2 separate regions of the Homo sapiens genome follow, and region 2 is linked to region 1. A link is a contact called in ENCODE Hi-C or POLR2A ChIA-PET data. All regions are on one chromosome and are shown on one strand. The core of a region is the stretch at or near the end of the contact, and the rest is flanking DNA. Distances in the headings are between cores, read along the strand shown. Region 1 holds the start of MELTF-AS1 (MELTF antisense RNA 1). Region 2 has its middle 44 kb from the start of BDH1.

Evidence for each region. A loop is a pair of places that touch in the nucleus more often than their neighbours do. ChIA-PET counts read pairs that join two places held with the same protein, here RNA polymerase II (POLR2A). Pooled maps may share reads with other maps.
Region 2: a pooled map shows a loop between it and region 1 (2.6-fold over the local background). The contact joins the enhancer-like site here to the promoter of MELTF-AS1 in region 1. A Hi-C loop is called at or near these places in 3 of 50 pooled maps. POLR2A ChIA-PET finds 5 or more read pairs at or near these places in 3 of 52 experiments (Caco-2, PC-9 and Panc1).

Annotation. Positions count from the first base shown.
Region 1 is chr3:197,001,447-197,004,243 of GRCh38, reverse strand. It overlaps MELTF-AS1 (MELTF antisense RNA 1), which reads right to left and starts at 1,338. Exons shown (of 4, transcript NR_038285.1): 1 at 1,271-1,338; 2 at 274-642; 3 at 1-147. It overlaps MELTF (melanotransferrin), which reads left to right. Exons shown (of 16, transcript NM_005929.6): 15 at 145-343; 16 at 793-2,504. The coding sequence ends at 872. RefSeq lists silencers at 380-779, 820-1,609, 1,760-1,839.
Region 2 is chr3:197,598,044-197,601,100 of GRCh38, reverse strand. No RefSeq gene overlaps it. Among named protein-coding and RNA genes, the nearest start is that of BDH1, 44 kb to the right of the region's middle. Within about 2 kb of position 1,362, at least 5 of the 41 ENCODE cell types and tissues checked have a DNase peak (open chromatin) inside an H3K27ac peak, as active enhancers do.

The DNA.
Region 1 (2,797 bases), core at 89-2,588:
TGACTTCCAATCAGAGTGGTGGGGCCCTGAAATGACTTGCTCTTTGGGTCACTGTATGTAAAGCAATTTGCAGCTAGCGGCACTGGGCGGGTGACCCTGCCTGAGCCCAGTGAGGAGCAGGTCGTCTGCCTGCGGTGCTTCCAGGACCTGTTTGGAGACGACCACAATAAGAACGGGTTCAAAATGTTCGACTCCTCCAACTATCATGGCCAAGACCTGCTTTTCAAGGATGCCACCGTCCGGGCGGTGCCTGTCGGAGAGAAAACCACCTACCGCGGCTGGCTGGGGCTGGACTACGTGGCGGCGCTGGAAGGGATGTCGTCTCAGCAGTGCTCGGGCGCAGGTAGGACAGGCCCGCCCTGCCGCCTCCCCTGGTGCTATTCAGACCCCTTCACCCCAGAACCCTGAGGGAGCGGGGGGCGCTGCGGGTCCGGGGAGGCGGGTGGAGGCCCGTTCGCAGCAGTCCAGGTGGGGTGTCCCGGGAGGATTTTGGCCAGGAGGCTGCGGGCCGGGAGGGCGGGAGCCCGGCGGGTCTCCCAGACGGACCTGGGTAATGAGTGTGAACGCTCAAAACGGCGGCGCGGGGAGGATCTGGGGCCACGGCAGAGACATGCGTGTGCTGCCTTTCTGGAAAGAGCGCATCTGGAAGGGCAGCAGGGGAAAGGAGCACAAAGAGGGAGGCTGCGGCGAGTTCGGTCCCGAAAGATGCCCCCACCCCCACCCCAGAGCGGGCGCCTGAGGCGGCCACCGCGGCCCGGGCTTCGGGGCCTGACCCGCCGCGTTCGTCCCCAGCGGCCCCGGCGCCCGGGGCGCCCCTGCTCCCGCTGCTGCTGCCCGCCCTCGCCGCCCGCCTGCTCCCGCCCGCCCTCTGAGCCCGGCCGCCCCGCCCCAGAGCTCCGATGCCCGCCCGGGGAGTTTCCGCGGCGGCTTCGCGCTGGAATCCAGAAGGAAGCTCGCGAAGGCCGGGCCCGGCGTGGGCGGGAGCAGGCGCCTCCCCGGGAGCCCCGCCGCCCACGGGCGCCACCTGGCGCTGCTACCTGAGGCGCCGCCCCCGGGCCCGCGCGGCCCTTCCCGCCAACCGCCGCCTCCCGCCACCTGGAGCCGCGCGGGCCGCGCCGGAGGAGGCCGGTTGCCCAGGAAACCGCTGAGTCCGGGCTTCCCGCCGCCCGCCCCGCGGTGTCGCCCGAGGGGCCCGCCCGCCTCCTCCCCGCAGCCCCGCGCCCCCGTCCGCGAGGCCCCCTGGGGACGCGGTGGCCGCCGAGGCGCCTACACCCGCAGGCCGCGGCCAGGCCGTCCCAGGAGGCCCCGGCGCCAACGGGACCCGGCGCGTGGGACAGCGGCCTCTGCTGGCGGCGGCGGGAGGGAGGCCGGACCGGGGCGACGGGGAGAAGCCTTCGCCCGCGGGACCGTGTCCGGGGTGGGGGCTCCAGTTCCTCCGACCGCCCGTGCGCTGGGAGGGAGGCCGAGCCCGGGGAACGCCGCGTGCCCTGCCTCGTCCCCCACTGTGGCCGCGCCAGCTCCATCCCGGGCCAGCCGCGTCCACGGGCCCCCTCCCGAGTCTCCTCAGGCTCTCGCCTCCCCTACCCCCGTGGGATGCCCACCGCCCGCACCCACGCCCGAGCCTGGCGGCAGCAGCCGCCCCCCGCCTGAAGGGAGCCGGAGGTGACCCAGGCCGCGGGCTCCCGAGGCCCCTGAAGGGCTGCGCGTGGGGACCCGCCATGCTTCTGGGTTCCGAACGGGGGTGAGCTCCGTCTCCTCACCCGGCCCCGCACCCGCTGGGCCTGGGGACCCCTCACTCCCCGTGCCCGCCCCTCCGCGAGGCAGCAGAAAGCGCCCGGCCGGGGCCTCTCTCTACTCCATCTTGCCACAGTTGTCTGAGAAGCCAGAAAAAGTTTCCAGAACTGGCAGCCCTTAAAAAAAATGAAGAGGAAGAGAAGAAATGGGAGCAGGCAGCCCTCGTCAGCAGACCGGGAGCCGCGTGGGCGCGGAGCCATTTGCATTCCGGTCTGCGGGGGCTCGGGGATGCTGGTGACAGGCCCGGTTCCCGGTGGCTCGCCCCCACCTGCGGGCGTCGGGAAGGATCCCTTCCATCTCTCAGCCGCAGAGGAGGCCCTGGCAGCGCCCCGGCTGTAGCCATGCAACCCCGAGGAGTCCCGGGCACCTTCACCCCACCGGGAGGGGCCACAAGGACCTGGGCCTCGGCCACCAAGCTTTGTCCCCTCTCGCTGTGGGGGGCTAGTGATTCTCCTCCGACCTGACGATTGCTTGGTTTTTTCAAAAGGGAGTTTTGTGCGGTGAGAAGTGTGTTTCTGTGTGGCTAACTCTGGGCTAGCGTGCCGTGGCCATTGAAGGTGTGGCCTGCGTGGGTGCAGTGTAAGTGACGCTGGATTGTCAGGTGGCAGCAGGGGACCCCTGCTGTGTCAGTGCTAATGAAACATGTTGGTTGGTTTCTAAAATAAAGCCAAACAAGCCAGCACATGCAGAGGCTTGGACCCTGATAGAAACTTCTGCTGCCGATTTCTTTCGTTTTGTTAGGCACTCAAAGGCCTACCTGCTCCACCGAGAAGGGCAGATTCCATTCTCCAAGAGCCAGTCAGGGACCACTCTCATCCTCTAGTCAGTGAGGCCCCCCGCGCCCTTCTTCGACCTGGACTGGTTCTCTGGCTCTTGCAGGGCCTCCGCTGCCCTGGCACATTCCAGCTGCCTCCACCCCATCAGGCTCTGGGGTGTCTGCCCTTCTGTGGATGGGTGCAGAGAAGGGTGCAAACTTCTCTGCTGCCCCCTGCCCCACACCTCC
Region 2 (3,057 bases), core at 113-2,612, 600 kb before region 1:
GAAATGGGTTAGTTACCCTATTTCCTCCCAGTGGGAAGAGGAGGGGCTGCACTCTGCCAGGTACCCTGGGCTTCATGTGGGAGCAACTGCTATCTCTTCCCCTGCTGACGACACAAAGGGCTGTGCTTCGCTTTGGACATGTCGCGCGCTCGTGTGTAACCAGCTGGCTGAGACCCACCATCGGGCCTGGAGGAAGAAAAGCGCAGGGTGCTGCAGGGGAGCAGTTGGCGTCTTTTCTCCACTCCACAGGCCAGGGTCGGAGGGCTCATGGTGGGTGATAGTGCAACCTGCCTCGGCATCTGAGGGATCGCACATGGGGCTCAGAGGCAATGCTCACTTCTCCTGGTTGTTGTTTTTTGTTTGTTTTGACACCCTTGCCTCATTTAAAACTTTTCAGGTGGGGCACGCTGGCTCATACCTGTAACCCCAGCACTTTGGGAGGACAAGGCTGGCAGATTGCTTGAGCTCAGGAGTTCGAGACCAGCCTGGGCAACATGGCAAAACCATATCCTACAAAAATACAAAAATTAGCTGTGGCACACTCCTGTGGTCCCAGCTACTCCCGGGAGGCGGAGGCTGCAGTAAGCCAAGATCACACCACTGTACTCCAGCCTGGGCGACAGGGAAACCCTGTCTCAGAACAACAACAACAAAACTTTTCAGCTCAGGCAGTTTTCTTTTCAACCCCTGCATTTTTTGTTTGTTTGTTTGTTTTTTGCGGAGGAAGGCAAGTATTGTTCCTGTACAAAACAGGCTGCCGGGTGCCGTATGGGAGCGCCGCCTCCAGGTGAGCCATCCTGGGTTCCAGTCCAGCCTCTATTCACTTCAGGTGGGTGTTTTACCTCTAAACCTCAGCATTGCCATCTGCACATAGAACCAGCCTTTCTGGTTTCCAGCTGAAAATAGGTTATGACTAGAAAAGTAAAGAATGTTGAATTGGGCCGGGCGCGGTGGCTCACGCCTGTAATCCCAGCACTTTGGGAGGCCAAGGCGGGCAGATCACCTTAGGTCAGAAGATCCAGACCATCCTAGCTAACACGGTGAAACCCCGTCTCTACTAAAAATACAAAAAATTAGCCGGGCCTGGTGGCGGGCGCCTGTGATCCCAGTTACTCAGGAGGCTGAGGCAGGAGAATGACGTGAACACGGGAGGTGGAGCTTGCAGTGAGCCGAGATCGCACCACCGCACTCCAGCCTGGGAGACAGAGCGAGACTCCGTCTCAAAAAAAAACAAAAAAAAATAGTGTAGAATTGCCTTTTGGAAGTACCCTCCCTTCCTTTTTACACAGACAGCCGGGGCTTGGTGAGGAAAGCTTGCCCAGGAACCCAAGGGAGCGAGAACAACAGACAAGCCAGGCAGCCCCGGCTACGATGGCTCTTACCGGGCACCTGAGCCTTCTTTAGACAGGGTCTCTATTTGCAGAGAATGAGCGGCCAATTACGAATGAATGTGCTTGCCTCTGCATGCATAGCCCCTCACAGTTTACACACACATTAGTCACTCTGCAGGCTGCACAGGCTTCTGTCGCTCCCAGATGTTCATCGCTCCTGGAAACGATTCGGTCTTTCCCAGCCCAGCGCCAGGCAGCTCCTCAGATCCCAAGGCACTTGGCTTCCCCTGGAGCACAGCGTTCTCTCCACGGGGATGGCTGGGCAGGAGAAAGGACTCTGAAGATGGGCCTGTCCCTGCCTCCAGCCCAGCTCTGCTTCCCCTCAGCAACCTTGGGCCTCCGTTGGGGCTGGGTGGGCTCAGCCTCCTCCTCTGCCTTAGAGCAGTGCCTTCCCACGTGGGGCGAGGTCCCCCCGGAGTTGTCATCTGTGATCAGGGCATTTTAAGCAGAAGCTGGAGCTCTCCCTTTGGTGGACTCTTGTCCGATGCTGGAGAAGGGCGACCTCTAGTGTTGGTTCATAGAAGCGGCATAGCGGCTTCTTCCTGCCTCTGAGCCCTGCTGGGACCTGTCTGCAGAGGAGAGGGTCCCGCAGCTAAACTGGCTGTGCCAGGAGAAAGGTGGGGAGGTCAGTACTGTCCTCGGCATGGGGAAAAGCATAGCAGGATGTGAGCAGGCAAACGCTGGGGTGGCATGCTCTGTGAGGGAGCCGACTGCATGGTGACTGACTTTCAGGGTCTCATCATCTTCATCAGCACCACCCCATTTTTTTGAGATGGACAATCACATTTGTTCCAGTCTTCAGTAAAGTGCCTTACAATTCCGGATTAAAGTCCCCCTGACCTTCCCTTCTAAACAGATTTGCCCAACCTAAGCCCCTCCTATAAAGAATTGAACAGCTGGTCGGGCGCGGTGGCTCAGGCCTGTAATCCCAGCACTTTGGGAGGCCAAGGCGGTGGATCATGAGGTCAGGCGTTCAAGACCAGCCTGGCCAACATGGTGAAATCCCATCTGTACTAAATATACAAAGATTAACTGGGTGTGGTAGCTCGCTCCTGTAGTCCCAGCTGCTCAGGAGGCTGAGGCACGAGAATCGCTTGAACCTGGGAGGCGGAGGCTGCAGTAAGCCGAGATCGTGCTATTGCACTCCAGCCTGGGAGAGAGAGTGAGGCTCTGAGCTGCGACTGGCCACAAGACACGATGTCCACAGTACTGAGGAGGCACAGGCTTTGGGAAATAAAGTGGGATAGGGCTGCATGATGGGAGAGGGCTCACCCATTCCCTTCCCACACCCACAAATACGTTCAGAACCTTTGTTGTTGTTTCCTGTGGCTTATCATCTATCTCTACTCTGTGTTATTCTGCTGAGTTTGATGAGACCCAGAACTGCTGCACCAACCAGGTCTAATCGACCGCTATTTGTATATAATTTTTGGCAAACCTGTTTCCAACTACAGGTAGGGTGCCTACCCATCTCGGTTTGCCTGGGACAGTCCTGGCTTATATCTATCACCTGGCACATTTATGAATAGTTTTCTCCCTCTGAAAAGACTCCCATTTCGATGATAAATTACACAATCCCCCTATTCACAGATAGTCTCCCTAAGAAAACTTAGGCATTAGGATTTAGAAGATATGGGAGATAATGCCAGGACTTTGAGATTTAAAT